Linked DNA regions of Mus musculus: region 2 is linked to region 1. A link is a loop called in an ENCODE intact Hi-C map of the cell type or tissue named here. Cell type or tissue: left cerebral cortex. All regions are shown on one strand.

Region 1 (8,000 bases):
AGATGTGGTGGCACATGCACTTGTAATCTGAACACTTGAGAGGTGTGAATAGGAGGGCCATAAGTTCAAGGGCATCCTCAATTATATCTGTGAGTTCTAGGCCAGCTTGAGATACATGAGGCTTCATCTCTTTCTCTTCCTTCCTTCCTTCCTTCCTTCCTTCCTTCCTTCCTTCCTTCCTTCCTTTCTTCTTTTTCTTTTTCTTTTTCTTTTTCTTTTTCTTTTTCTTCTTTTTTTTTTGAGCAGGGTTTCTCTGTGTAGCCCTGGCTGTCCTGGAACTCACTCTGTAGACCAGGTTGGCCTCAAACCCAGAAATTCGTCTGCCTCTGCCTCCCAAGTGCTGGGATTAAAGGCGTGCGCCACCAACGCCCAGAGAGACTTCATCTCAAAAACCAAACTCAAACCCAAAAAACCTAAATAAAATAAAACAAAAACAAAAATATGTGTTTGTGGCCCCACATCTGGTGTTCTGATAGAATAAGGTAAGCATGAATATTTTTTAAAGTTTTTTTTATTTTAAATTTTTACTTTAAATTTTGTGTATATTGGTTGTGGGTTTGTGTTCCTGAGTGCAATGCCCATGAAGGCCAGAAGAGGGCATTAGACCCTCTGGAGTTGTCATTAAATGTGATTGAGAGCTGCCTTCCATGGGTGCCAGGAACTGAACCCCTGTCTTCTAGAAGAGGCTGAGCCATCTCTCTAGCCCAGCATGCTAAATTTAAAAGCCCCACAGTCTACAGCTCACATCTGTTTATTAGAGAAGACTGGGCACCAATGTGTTTATTTGTACAGAAAGCTAGCAATCCAGTAATTGCAAATAAACAGGGACCAAAGACATGGTCCCATGGGAAAAATTACTAACCACACAACCGCACAAGCCTAACAACTCAAGTTCTGTCCTTGGAACCAATGTAAAAAGGCAGATATGGTGGTATGAACCTGGAATATTAACACTTTTCCTGTGAGATGGGAGGCAGACACAAAAGTAGCCCCTGGAAGCTTAGCTGACAGCCAGACTAAGATACACAGCAGCACAGTACAAGACAGACCCCGCCTCGGCAAGGTGCAAGGAGCAAATGATTTCTGAAAATTGCCCTGTGACCTCCACATGGCATGGCATGTGACACTCTCTTCCCATAAATAAATCTTTTTAAAAGTACAAAAAGAAAGAAAGAAAGAAAGAAGGAAAGAAAAAGAAAGAAAAAAAAGAAAAGAAAGAAAGAAAAGAAAAGAAGAGAAGAGAATAAAAAAGGCTTTTGTTTTTTCTCCAGGCACTTGAAGAGAGAAGGGTGAGACTCTGAGCCATCCATTGTCATTAGAGAACAAGCCAGTGAACAATGCAGTGACCACTGAGTTGCATTTGTGTGCAGCCAACAGAAGGAACACAGCTACTATGTGGCATTTGAAGTCAAGATTACAGTTTCTGCCACTGGAGCCCCCTCTTTAGCCTTGGTTTCACTTTTCACTCTGAGGCAAGGTCTCAATAAATTGCCCATGCTGGCCTTGAACTCACTCTGCTGCCCGTGGGTACCCTGCACTTGATTTCCCCACCCCGGTCGCCACATTGGCCACACCACTAGGCCTGGTTTTCCCACTGTGTTCATTCTTTATGATTTATGTTTCAGGCCTTTGCTTGTTCTCTAGATAGCTTTTAAAGATGGGGCTTGCTCTGCCTAGGCTGCACAGCCTCCTTAGTAGCTGGGGCTGCAGGTGTGCATTTATCTGAGCTAAGGCAGTGTAACATTCTCAAGTTCTCAGGTCAGAGTCTTGCATGATATCCATGCAAGAGAGAGGCCCAGCTTAGCCCGGCTCAGTCCAGCCCATTCACAGCCCCAGTAAATGGACCATTGCTCCAGTTTCTGCCTCTGTTGTATCACATTGCCCACCCCCATCCCCTTTTCCTTTACCGTCCAGATTCTGTCTGCTTCCTTGTTTTCTTTTGTGTAAAACCCCAGGGTATTCCACACACAACATCAGCTCCACAATAAACCCACGGGTCTCCAGGACCAGGGGCTCCTTTCTGTAGCCATATCGATCCCCCCTGGATGAGTTACTTTAGAGGGCTCTCATTTTTTCTTGGGTACCTACTACGTGTCAGGTTTTGTTAAATCTTTGACCATTGTCTTTTTATTGCAAAATAACCCTGAGAAATGGCATTTATTTATTTATTTATTTATTTATTTATTTATTTATTTTTACTGCTGTTGCTCGCCTGCTTTTTCAGATTATCAGTCATTAAAGGAGGAGGGTGACTCCTGAGTTTGGCAGACCTGCAATAACAAAAGCTACTACTCAGTATAGGAGTCCAAGAAGTTTCTTACAGTTGGTTCTCTGAACAAGGTGAAGTAGGCTCTGTGTTTGTTAGGGGCAGCTTCTGGCTGGGCTAGGAGCTGGCTAGCCGGCTAGCTGGCTAGCTCTCTGAGATTTTTTTTTTTTTTTTTAAATAAAGATCCGGATGCAATTCTATTCTTATGACTTAATCACTGTGGAGGCCAGTACTCTTAATACTTAGGATTTTAACATATGCATTTGGAGCATAAACATCCAGGTGACATGAGGCATCAAGGGAAGGGAAGAAAGGCAGAGACAGGTGTTGGGATTCAAGTGACTGACCGTACAAAGGTCAAATGTAGACATCTAACAAGGAGCCTCATGCCCAGCTGCTAGAATTGGAGCCAGTCAGTTTTCACAGCCAGTTAGCCCCAGGCTCTTGGCTTATCCGTTCTGGTGACTTAGAAGAGGCAACCACAGGGTTACGTTTTGTCTCGAACAACTTAGAGAAGGAAGCAGCAAGTGTGTATGTGTGTCTGTGGGTGCGCGTCTGTGTGTGTATGTGTGTGTATGCGCGCGCGCACGCGTGTCTGTGCTTGGAGAGAGTATATATGTTTCTGATTTTAAGCTCCCGGCTCTCTGACATCAGAGTGGGTTCCCATATCAGGGTGGTGAGGCATTGAGAGAAGCATCCTGGGCGGGTGTGTGCGTGTCGGCGTGCCTTGCGTGGAACAGAGATTGCTGCACCCAGCGCCAGGCACTGGAGGAGGAGGAATCCGTAGCAGAGATCTGAATAATTGATTCTTCAGCAGCACCAGACGCCCGGGAGCGGGCGGAGAGCGTGGTTTCAGCACCAAGGTTGCGCGCCACCGCAAGCTCCCCCCGTCACCAGCCAGACACCTAGGTCGGCCTTGTTCCGCTGCCGCCGTGCGCTCCAGAAGAGGGTGGCCGCGCTCCGCGTCGCCGCCTAGGGACTGCGGGGTCTGCCTTGGCCCGCCTCCGGGGTGGGCGGCTGCAGGCGGACCAGAGCTCCAAACAACGTCGGATTGCGCGGGGGTTGCTGCGTTGCGTCTCGCTGGCTGAGAACAAGTCCTAAGTTGCTGTGGTGGGCGCCTCTGCTTTCCTCTATCCTCCTAGGCGACCGCAGCAGAAGCGTGCCCTAGGATCCTGGCTTCTCCAGTGTTGTGAACCGCGGTGGCCAGGCTCTTTCCTGGGCTCCCGCTGACCAAGTGAGGAACCGAACGCCCAGCTCGGAGCTGGCCCTTCAGCGAAAGGGCCAGGAGGGAGCTGCGGTCCTCTGCCTGCGCCCTTCTCCGCCAGGGACCGCGGGGATCCCCGGCCACACGCGCGCGCGCGCTCCCACACTCACTCACACACACACACTCACACACTCACGCACGCCAAGCAGGAGCAGGACTGCGGAGAGGGTGTCCAGGCGCGCTCAGAGGACCTGGCAGCCGCTGTCCGGAGTGGAGCATAAAGCTGAGCCAGGGCTCTAGGAGAGAGGCTCCTGGGGTGCTGTGCCTGAGCATGGGGCCGGATGAGCTCTGAGAGTCGCGGCGGCAGCAATCAGCCCTGGAGATGACCAGGGGTGGCCACTGCTGAGAACTATGTGGAGAGAGGCTGCGGTGAGTGCTGGCGCGGGACGCCGAGCCTGGGAGGGCCCTGTGAGAAGCTGGTGGGGGGAAGGTATGGATAGGAGGGGGCGGCAGGACGCACAAGAGGGTCGCTACGTGGGAGTGATCACACCTCCCTCGGGGATCCGGGACCGCGGGAGCCCGCGTCCTTCCCTCCCCCTCTTCTCCTCCCGGCTCATAGCAAACTCAGCCAGCGCCCCCTCCTTTCCTGCCCCCCACCCCCCACCCCAGGCTCAGCAGCTCCTGGTCGCACAACTCCCAGTAGCCGGGCGCCGAGGTGGTGGTAGGGGGTGAGGGTGGAGGTTCCCACTAAGCTTCTCGTGGGTGGCCAACCTGGGGCTTCCACTCTCCGGTGCGTCCCTGAAAGGAGCTCTGGTTATCAGCCACAGGAAGTGAAGACCCGCACCGAGGGTGTCATAGGCACCAAGCTCCAGCTCCCTCTCTGGTCGAGCCCCCAGGGTGCATAAGGGGGCTGTGAGCACTGCAGACTGCATCCCTCCCCCCACCTTCCCTTAGCACTGGTGGGCTGACCCTGCCTCTCCATCTCTCCTCCGCCCCGGTTAGAGCCCTGCTGCAGAGCCTCCGGCTGGGATAGCCGCCCCCCGTGGGGGTGATGCGGACAGCGCGGGACAGCCAGGGGAGCACGCAGGGGCCGCAGCATGCGGGAACCCGCTAAACCTGGTGGCTGCTGAGGCGGCCGAGATGCTCGTGCGCGCAGCACGCCCCATTGCATCCTCCACCTTCTCCGGCTACAGGTACGTCCTAGTTGGTGATACGGACTTCCCGGGCCTGGGAGGATATAGGCTCAACCGGTGAAGAGAGAGGAGAGGGTTCAGTAGGGAGATGGGGGGAAAAGAGCGAGGGAGAGAAAACTGGAGAGGGAGAGCCCAATGGCGAGGCGTTGGAGGAGCACCAGGTGGCGCTGCGGCCCTGCACTCCACCTTGCTCACCCTAAAAAGCCAAGGCTGGAGTTTGCCCCAACTTCCCCCGGGGTGCAACAACACCCGAGCCGAAGGGCGCGCGCTTGTACACGCGTGCACGACCGTACAGGCATTTTCAGGCAAGCACTGTTGTGCACCTGGCACAGTGCTTGTGTGCACACCGTCTGAGGACGTTTGAAGGCTCCAGCTGGCCGTGGGCATCTCTAAGGCGGCCTGGGGATATGCGCAGAAAAGCGCGCGTGTCTGTTAGCGTGTGCAGCCCACTGCCCACGTGCATCTAAGATTTGGCTCCAGGGTCTGCAGTGGAAAGACTGAGGAGGGGATGCACACTCCTCATCTATCTGAGAGCTTTTTGGGAGCCTACCCCCACCCCCGCACGTTCTTTGCCAGCTCCCACGCGCTGGCCCACTTGCGGGGTGTTAGGGTGGGGGTGGAAGGCAGAGCTCCTACTCTCCAGAATTCAGCATTTCACACGGCATGAGATTGTATGTTGCTTGTGCGTACCCGTGTGTAGGGGGCGGGTCCAGGGAGGCTTGACATAGAGCTTCTCCCAGCAAGGTAGTGGTGGGGAGTCCGGCCTCAAGTTCCCCTGTGCACCTGAGAGCCCGGGGTCACAAAGAGCACCTACACTTTCAAGCGCTTGTTGTAACCCTCGCATGGGGGGGGGGTGCGGGATCTGCAGCTGGTGGGTGCCACTAAAGGAGCAAGGTCTGTGGCGCACTGGGCGAGCTCCGTGGCGCACTGGGCGAGCTCCCAGGGGGTGGGGTCAGTTAACCCTGTAGGCTCGCCACAGACTCAGGCTGCAGTATGCAGGCACCGCCTCTCACGCTAGGGCTAGTCCGGAGTTCGCTGCTCCTGAGCAGGGGGCGGGGTCGATAACTTGGTCCACGCACTTGCGGAGAGAGAGGGTTGCAAAGAGGGCTTGGCCTGGGCTTCTGATTGTGGGTGGTAGTGGGGTTCATGGCTCTCTGGGAGCCTAGGAGCTGTTGTCTGCGTCAAATTTGGGGAATCTTGTGTGGAATTTGGACCCAGATGGGATTGAGGGAGTCAGCTGGAGACAAGAGAGAAGGAAGGAGGATGCCAGGATGGGCTTGGGGACAGGGATGGCAAAATAGCTCGGCTTGGACTGATACGTGGAGATGGACATGGGTCGAAGAATGTGGATGGCATCAAGGATGAGTATTCTAAAGAGTGACAAAAACAGTCAGAGCTGGTGTCGGGTTTCACATTCGACTCTCAGAGCGGGTGCAGGGGCAGTCTATCCTGTTTCCTGGGCCCCTCACTGACCACCACCTGCCTCTCGCTCTCCTCCACCTTACAGGGACCCTAAGTGGCGACCATGGGCAGACTGGGCTACTGGACCTTGCTGGTATTGCCGGCCCTTCTGGTCTGGCACGGTCCGGCGCAGAACGCGGCGGCGGAGAAGGGTACTCCAGCGCTGAACATTGCGGTGCTGCTGGGTCACAGCCACGACGTGACAGAACGCGAACTTCGAAATCTGTGGGGCCCGGAGCAGGCAACCGGCTTGCCCCTGGATGTGAACGTGGTGGCGTTATTGATGAACCGCACTGACCCTAAGAGCCTCATCACGCATGTGTGCGACCTCATGTCCGGGGCGCGCATCCATGGCTTGGTGTTTGGAGATGATACGGACCAAGAGGCTGTGGCTCAGATGCTGGATTTTATCTCCTCACAGACTTTCATCCCCATCTTGGGCATTCATGGGGGTGCATCTATGATCATGGCTGACAAGGTAAGGCCAGGAGGAGATGGACTGCCAGGGTCCTGGAGGGGTTGTTCTACAAATGGCAGCCACCTCGCGGGGGTGGGGTGGGGTACATCTCCTATTCAGTTGTACACATATACTCAATTCGAAAGCAGGTTAAGTGGCCTCTGACCTTTGTGAGAATTGCTCGGTGTCTGTCTGACCCAGACATGATGGAAACCCTTTGCTTTTGGTTTTGAAGATGGGGTACTCAGATGCTCCTTGGTGTTCCAGGATGAGGACAGAAAACACAACAGTAGGCCAGTGGGTGGTGATGGAATGTTTGGATGTTTTCAAGGAGCTCAAAGACAAGTGTGGGAACACTCGGGTCAATATGGCCCCATTCCTACAGTGCCAGGTTTACCAGAATCTCCACTTTTCTCTCTTCGGTAAAGTGATTAAACCTGCTACTACTTAAACAAACAAAACCTAAAGATGGGTATTGAGGTTTTTAGAAAAAAAAAAAAACGCGAAAGCGGACAGATTTGTGCTAGCCTAGACTTAAGGAGTGGAGGTGGGAGACCAAGAGCCCTAGGGCTAGAGGCATGTGGGCGAAACTCTGCTCTAGGGAGAGGAATGTGTGCAGAGAAGTAACTCCAGGCCCAGGATGTTGGAGAGCCTGGAGGTTCCCTTCTGTAGCTCTTACGTGGGCTGACGAAGTCACTACAGGGCTTCCGAAGATTTTCAAATGGAAAGTTTTGGAAGATGGATCTTAGTATGGAAGTTGACTTTCAGAGATGAGAGAAAATGTGTCTGACTTTCTTGGCTTTCTTTGGGGCACTGGCTTGGAGAAGAGGTTTGCCGGCTGAATAGGATGTTAGGAGAACTTGCTAGGAATGATGCTGAAGGCCAGAGATGGAAGGAAGCTGTGAGGGAGAAACGAGAGAGAGAGAGAGAGAGAGAGAGAGAGAGAGAGAGAGAGAGAGAGAGAGCGCCACAACCCCACAGATGCCTCAGGAGGGCTTGGGTGCTTATATTTAATGCTGGCAGCTGGAGAGGGCTCCCTAGGTAGCAGGCTAAAACTGGAGAATGGGTGGATATTTGTCACAGCACTTTCCTTTTGTCTGTCTTAAAACACTGCAGTTCATCTCTGTTCAGTGCTCAGTGACCCTCCTGGGTCTCCTGGGCTGTGGCACAAGCAGTGAAAACACTGCTGGTCCAGTATCTGATTGAACATTGATTCCAAATAGCCCTTGCTAGCAGGACCTTCATGGGAGGGCACAGTCCCCTCTCTGCTTCAGAGGGCTCCTTCACTGGTCTAGTGAAAGCAGGGGATGACTGGATTCTGCTTACAGTGTTCTGGTCATATCAGAACTGCGTAGGACCTTAGCATTGCTAGAACACCCGAAACTCTCAGACAAAGTGGCCAATGCACAGGGCTGTTAG
Region 2 (8,000 bases), 530 kb after region 1:
AAAGACAGCATTTTCAACAAATGGTGCTGGCACAACTGTAGAAGAATGCGAATTGATCCATTTCTATCTCCTTGTACTAAGGTCAAATCTAAGTGGATTAAGGAACTCCACATAAAACCAGAGACACTGAAACTTATACAGGAGAAAATGTGGAAAAGCCTAGAAGATATGGGCACAGGGGAAAAATTCCTGAATAGAACAACAATGGCTTGTGCTGTAAGATAGAGAATAGACAAATAGGACCTCATAAAATTGCAAAGCTTTTGTAAGGCAAAAGACACTGTCAATAAGACAAAAAGGTCACCAACAGATTGGGAAAGGATCTTTACCTATCCTAAATCAGATAGGGGACTAATATCCAATATATATAAAGAACTGAAGAAGGTGGACTTCAGAAAATCAAATAACCCCATTAAAAAGTGGGGCTCAGAGCTAAACAAAGAATTCTCACCTGAGGAATACCGAATGGCTGAGAAGCACCTGAAAAAATATTCAGCATACTTAATCATAAGGGAAATGCAAATCAAAACAACCCTGAGATTCCACCTCACACCAGCCAGAATGGCTAAGATCAAAAATTCAAGTGACAGCAGATGCTGGCGAGGATGTGGAGAAAGAGGAACGCTCCTCCATTTTTGGTGGAATTGCAAGCTTGTACAACCACTCTGGAAATCAGTCTGGTGGTTCCTCAGAAAAATGGACATAGTACTACCAGAGGATCCCACAATACCTTTCCTGGGCGTATATCCAGAAGATGTTCCAACCGGTAAGAAGGACACATGCTCAACTATGTTCATAGCAGCCTTTTTTGTAATAGTCAGATGCCCCTCAACAGAGGAATGGATACAGAAAATGTGGTACATTTACACAATGGAGTACTACTCAGCTATTAAAAAGAATGAATTTATGAAATTCCTAGGCAAATAGATGGACCTGGAAGGCATCATCCTGAGTGAGGTAACCTAATCACAAAAGAACTCACATAATATGTACTCACTGATAAGTGGATATTAGCCCAGAAACTTAGAATACCCAAGATACAAGATACAATTTGCAAAACACGTGTAACTCAAGAAGAATGAAGACAAAGGTGTGGACACTTTGCCCCTTCTTAGAATTGGGAACAAAACACCCATGGAAAGAGTTACAGAGACAAAGTTTGGAGCTGAGACGAAAGGATGGACCATCTAGAGACTACCATATCAAGGGATCCAGCCCCTAATCAGCCTCCAAACACTGACACCATTGCACACACTAGCAAGATTTTGCTGGAAGGACCCTTATATAGCTGTCTCTTGTGAGGCTATACTGGGGCCTAACAAACACAGAAGTGGATGCTCACAGTCAGCTATTGGATGGATCACAGGGCCCCCAATGGAGGAGCTAGAGAAAGTACCCAAGGAGTTAAAGGGGTCTGCAACCCTATAGATGGAACAACAATATGAACTAACCAGTACCCCCCGGAGCTCATGTCTCTAGCTTCATATGTACCAGAAGATGGCCTAGTCGGCCATCAGTGGAAAGAGAGGCCCATTGGTCTTGCAAACTTTATATGCCTCAGTACAGGGGAACGCCAGTGCCAAGAAGTCGGAGTGGGAGGGGGTAGGGGGGGTATGTGGGACTTTTCGGATAGCATTGGAAATGTAAATGAAGAAAATACCTAATTAAAATATAAATAAATAAATAAATAAATAAATAAATAAATAAATAAATAAATAAAACTTGAACATATCACTGGGAAGGAAGCAACTGAACTCACTGACACAAGTAGCCAGTTTTCCCAGGAATTCTTGGTGTGATCTTTGAATTAACTAAGGACTTGATCAAGACTGGAAAGATGACACAGTTGGTAAAGTGCTTACAAGAAGCAAGCATGAGAACCTGAATCTGATCTCCATAAAAGCCCTGCAATGTTCACCATAGGCCTAGCACTGGGATGTATGTAGGGGGCAGGGCACTGGAAGATCCGGGGAGTTTGATGGCCAGTCAGTCAATCTAATTGGTTAGCTCCAGATTCACTGAGAGAGGCTGTTTCAAAAAATAAAGTGGAGAGTGACTGAAGAAGACACCTGCTATTGACTACTGGCACACACATACATGTACGAGTACACCCAAGTGTGGACACGCACACACGCATACATACACATACAAGCACAAATAAGTATGCATAAGTGTGCACATGAGCATACACACACAAGTAGGTTTAAGTGTTCACACAGACATACACATACACACACACACTCACATATGTACACACAAAATTAACTATTTGACCAAGAAGACTCCCAGGAGACATGAATACTTAAGTGATAGATAGCATAGTGGCCCGGCCCTGAATTGTGCTCACTGCACACATTCGACTGGACTGCAGGCTGTGTCTGCACTTCTACATTTAATTGAATCTTCTAACACTTCTTTGAGATGGGTGACAACAGCTTTTCTTTTCACCATCTGGCAGGCCCTGTAAAAACCATCAGTTACCCAGTCTCAAAAAGGAGTAAGACAAGACATGGAGAGGTTAATGGGCACTCAGGACCTCCTTAGGCCATCAGTCGTTGGTGTCAGGCTGAGATGTGGTTACCTACTTGCTTTCTGGCTGTGAGAATCAACTGTGTGCCAGCATGAGTCATACACAGTGGTGATCTTTCTAGTAAAGTAAGAAAACTTGTATGGGTCGAGTTTCCTCACTTTGAGTGCCTGTTGTACTAGATGCACCCAAAGCTCCGCCATTCCTGCTGCTTTCTGTTGGCTCTCTGTGCACAATGGCACAGTCTGTAGCTACCAGGACATCTTCACATGGAGGACTTCAGAAGATGGCACTCTCCCATCAGAACATCAGGTTTCCCTGAAGGATTCCATGACATGGGATGTGTCCTAGATAGATTTAGGAATTGCCGGAGAACAATTTATGAAATGCTGATGCAGGGTGTGGCAGTATCAACCTGCATTCCCAGTGCCAGAAAGGCAAAGACAGGCAGATCCAAGAGGTGACAGGACAGCCAGTCTAGCTGAATCAGCAAGATCTGAGGTCCATGAGTGAGGCCCTATCTAAGAAATTAAGATGGAGAGTGAGAGATGGGGAATGACTCATGGAGAAAGTATGGGCTGTTCTTCAAAAGGACATGAGGTCCCAGGATACTGTCTGTAAGTCTAGCTCCAGGGGAATCTGATACCTTTGGCCTCTGTAGGACAAACACACACACACACACACACACACACACACACACACACACACACACACAATGTCTGGCTTTTACCCCCAAAGATCAGGTTTTAGTAGGCCTTGTATGTAACCACAGTCTACATGTGAAAAGCACACTAGTAGCTTTGTTATGGAGACAGCCAAGAATGAGAACCACTGCCCAGGCAGCTGGCAGGATGGGAGGGGGCAGCAGATGCACCTAATATTCATTCACTAATTATTATGTAACCCAAATTGGTATACAAAGTTTCGATCAATTATAGACTCACCCTAAAAAGCAGCAACTGTCATTGGCCTGATTTTACAGGAGATGGAGCTTAGAGAAGCCTAGTGACCTAAGGAACGTTACCCAGCTAGGAACTGGCAGAGCTTGGCTGGAGACTGTTGCCATCCTTCATCACGCTCTATGTCTCCCTCTATTGGTCTATAGGATGTGTTCCATGAGTCTTTACCAAAGAATAAATGAAATGTCAAAATCTTACCTTGACACTTGATACAGACCATCACACACTGGGCACCACAATCTTTTAGCCAATCTCACAACGAAGGACTTTATCTCTGTCCCAGGCTGCTCAGGTGTTTGTGGGACTCTATAGACTGATGGTCAGTGGCCAAGTGAAGCAAGCTCAAAGAGGCTTCAGCACTCCCTCCTCCTGGTCTGTCCCCTTGCCTGCCTGGTAGTCTGTAGGGAACTGAGACCAAGGCAAGATTCAGATGAGAGAGGACACTGAGCCCTTTTGTGTGACGTGCTCCTCAGACATCAGCCCATATGCAAGTCATCGGGGGACTCTGCAGACACAGATATATCCTATTCAGAAGAGCTGGGGTAGCATCAGAAGTGTGGATTCTGCAGACCCACAGATGTCACAGGTAGCAGCAAGACACTGGAGGAATCTGACAGGACAGCACACCACATGGCGTTTGAGAATGTCAGCTTTCCCTACTTAGAGTCCTCCTTTATACCCATGGCTAATCTGTGTCTTCCGTACCTCACACAAAGAGAGACACAGGGAGACAGGGCTGAACCCCTTCTCGAGTTCTGCTTCAATCCCTGTTATATACGTGTGCAAAGTAGGTTATAAATACCCCAGTGATGGCTAATCTTGGTTGTCAACTTGACTATATCTGGAATCAGCTAAAACACAATCTGCTGGGCTCACCTGTGTGTGTCTTTCTTGATCAGATTAGCTAAAGCAGGCAGACCCACCCTAAATGTGGGTGGCACCTTCTGGTAGCAGCCCAGATAAAAGAACATGGAAGAAAACTGCTTTTTGCATGCCTGTCCTTACTCTTGCTGGAAAGTCTGTCTATCCTGATGCTTTAACATTCCTTCACTGCTGTTAGAAGCAGCATCTTTAGGGTTCTGAAGTACACTGAAGTCGCTCTCCAGACACCCTCCATGTCTTCAATACCAGATGGGGACTGCTGAGATCTCTCAGCCTCTCCAGGGTGAGACAGCCATTGTTGAATTATCCTAACTGCGCCTTGTAAAATATATCCAATAAGTATTAAATATGTGTATGTATATATGTATATATTAATAGAATGTATATATGTGCATATCTATGTGTGTATAATATATATATTAGAGAACCCGGAATAAAACAATTCTTCCCCAAACATCACTTTTGATTCCACACTGCAGGCCCAGTACAACAAGCCTTATGTATTCTTACAAACTACACGGGGAATTAGAGTAAACAGTATTTGTTATACTTGACACCACCTCAAGACACCAACTGCCTCAGGAATTTTCAAATATATTCTTCCCAAGTTCTTTGAAAGGGGTGTTATGGTCTGCAATTTAGTGTACCCTCAAAATCTTGGGTTTCAAAGGCTGAGTTTTCTAGTGTGAAATCAAGATGCAGAGCATTTGCGAGAAGGTATTGGACTATGAGGTGTCCTTGTTGGTGGATCAATTCACTGATGCCTTCATAGATTAGCAAACAGGGCTTGAGAGAACTATTTTGTTCTAAATAAAGATCTCTCTCTCTCTCTCTCTTTCTCTCTCTCTCTCTCTCTCTCTCTCTCTCTCTCTCTCTCTCTCTCTCTCTCTCTCTCTCTCTCCATCCCTTCTCTCTTCCTGCCCTCATGAGGTGAGCAACTTTCACCACATGCTTCCCATGACATTTTACCCCAGCACAGGCTAAATGATAAACATGGGTTTAAAGCTCTGAAGCCAAGGTCCAAGCAGGCAGCCCTGAGTTCAGATGTAGATCAAATGAAGTCAAGTCAGCCAGATAACATGTTCTTATAAGCTTAGAAAACTACTGAGAATTCAAGGGAAAGATACACAAGCACAGAAGGTACTTCTAGAACCCTCAAAGTTCTCTCCATGTTTTGTCACAGTGATGGAAAGAAGACTAACTCAGTAGGTAACTTTATGATCTCCCACACAGAGTATTCATTCTGATGTCACTGGTGTGAACTGATATTGCTTGCTTTGTTATCATGGAAAAATGGTATGACTTGCTAGTTTCATTATTGCTTAGATCACTCCTGTGTCTTGCAGCTGAGCTGTACCTTGTGTGTATTAGTTAACCGGTTCACTAATCTCAGTAAATACATATTAGCTACAACCCCAGCAAGTTCAGAGTTTATGTTTTTATAGAGCTTAAAATGTAGTCAAAGGAGACTGAGAACTCAAGGAAAATACACAAATATAGAAGATATTTCAAAATTATTAGTAACTTTCATGCTGTGGTGACCAAATACCCGATAAATTTAATTAAGTGGGTGGGGAAGCTTATGCTATCATGGAAGGGAAGGCATTGTGGCGCTGTTCTGCCCATGGCAGCAGAAGTGTGTTACACTGATGGCTCACATGACAACTGACTGAGACACAAAATGTGAATCTTCAAAAGCCCAACCCTTGTGCCCTTCTTCCACCAGCCAGGCCACGTGTCCTCAGGGACCCCCACCCTTCAGAATGTCACCATAAACTAAGGAGCAAGTGTTCCAACATGAGTCTGTGGGGTATTTCATATTCAAACCAAAGCTTTGAAGGCAGATGATAACATGACGATATTAAACAGTGTTCAGAGCAGATGACTGTGCCCGTGTAAGTCATTCCAACTTACAGTAGGGATGGAGGAGCTCTGCCATGGAGGCCAGAAGAGACACTTGGAGAGTCCAAAGTGTCAGAACCAAGAGAAATAAATGTTCTTAGAAATAATGAGATGTTTGCCCAGGAAGATGCACCTTAGAATAACTTGCCTCTTGGAGTTGACATTGAAATCCTGCCATATGCTGTATACACATTTAATTAGCAACTTTCACACATCTCTGTAGATCCACCATAGCTCCCCCAAATTTACAGATGAGAAATGATGTTCTGAAAAGTCAAGTCACTTGTCCAAGATTATGGCTGATGAATGAAAGTGCTGGATTTATTTCAAGGACACTGACTTCCTCCAGTGCAAATCAGGCAGGCACAGGCTCCTTGAGGACAGAACGCCCAGCCCCTAGACACACATAGCTTGTTGTAGACAGGGAAGCCTATAGTGTAGCTATTAAATGTGTAGAATAATCCTGGGGGTGGTATAACCAGTAAAGTGCTTGTCATGCCCATGTGAGGACCCTAGTCCAGTTCCTGGTCAACGCTCATGAAGCAGTGGGTGGTAGGGTACTTCTGAAATCTTAGCACTACTGTGGTGAGGTAAGAGACAGGAAGATCACCAGTAGCTTCCAAGCCATCTAGCCTAGCATATTCAGCAAGCACAGTAGACCCTGTTTCCATACTCATACACACAAATATACATGTGCGCATGAGCACACACACAAGAAAGAGAGAGGGAGAGAGAGAGACAGAGACAGAGACTGGGACAAAAAGACAGACACAGACACAGAGACAGGGACAGAGACACAGACACAGACATAGTCACAGACACAGACACACAGACACAGACACACAGACACAGACACACAGACACAGACACAGACACACAGACACAGACACACAGACACAGACACAGACACACAGACACAGACACAGACACAGACACACAGACACAGACACAGAGACAGACACAGACACACAGACACAGACACAGACACAGACACAGACACAGACACACAGACACAGACACAGACACACAGACACACAGACACAGACACACAGACACAGACACAGACACACAGACACAGACACAGAGACAGACACAGACACACAGACACAGACACAGACACAGACACAGACACACAGACACAGACACACAGACACAGACACACAGACACAGACACACAGACACAGACACACAGACACAGACACACAGACACAGACACAGACACACAGACACAGACACAGACACAGACACACAGACACAGACACAGACACACAGACACAGACACACAGACACAGACACAGACACAGACACACAGACACAGACACAGACACAGACACAGACACAGACACAGACCGACACAGACACAGACACAGACACAGACACAGACACAGACACAGACACACAGACACAGACACAGACACAGACACAGACACAGACACAGTCACAGACACAGGCAGGCAGGCAGGCAGATTTTAAAATTTAGGACATAGAGATAGTTAGCTGATTTTGGACTCGGGATTCTCATGCACACAGTGATGTTAGGTGACTGTGAGGCTTATTCTGTCCACTGAATGAGATAATAAATGCTAGAATGCATCCACTCATTTTTTCATCCTCAAAAGAATTTCAAGGGCATTACAAACAGAAAGCACCCTTTACTTTCCTTTGATGCTCTCATTATGGGACCTGACCAGAAGTTATTATCTGAATTTTGCAAAACTGGGTCTGCTGAA

What was found. Hi-C counts contacts between places; a loop is a spot of excess contacts. Peaks named below come from ENCODE experiments on the same cell type or tissue, not always from the same donor. Only the 100,000 strongest peaks of a DNase experiment are listed, where the experiment ranks them.
Region 2: it touches region 1 in a loop (4-fold over the local background); 3 of 42 quality-filtered maps call a loop at or near these places.

Annotation. Positions count from the first base shown.
Region 1 is chr16:9,990,722-9,998,721 of GRCm38, reverse strand. Grin2a (glutamate receptor, ionotropic, NMDA2A (epsilon 1)) reads left to right here and starts at 2,909. Exons shown (of 14, transcript NM_008170.4): 1 at 2,909-3,899; 2 at 4,473-4,663; 3 at 6,171-6,602. The coding sequence starts at 6,189. Gm30668 (a long non-coding RNA gene) reads left to right here. Exons shown (of 3, transcript XR_384651.2): 3 at 1,272-1,513. In left cerebral cortex, CTCF peaks have their summits at 580 (motif pointing right), 4,822 (motif pointing right) and 6,294; DNase peaks (open chromatin) are centred at 6,324, 6,567, 6,801, 7,166 and 7 more places; H3K4me3 peaks cover 5,544 bases; H3K27ac peaks cover 5,332 bases.
Region 2 is chr16:9,465,206-9,473,205 of GRCm38, reverse strand. No RefSeq gene overlaps it. Among named protein-coding and RNA genes, the nearest start is that of Gm41418, 190 kb to the right of the region's middle. In left cerebral cortex, a CTCF peak has its summit at 3,636 (motif pointing left); DNase peaks (open chromatin) are centred at 2,493, 3,659 and 4,268.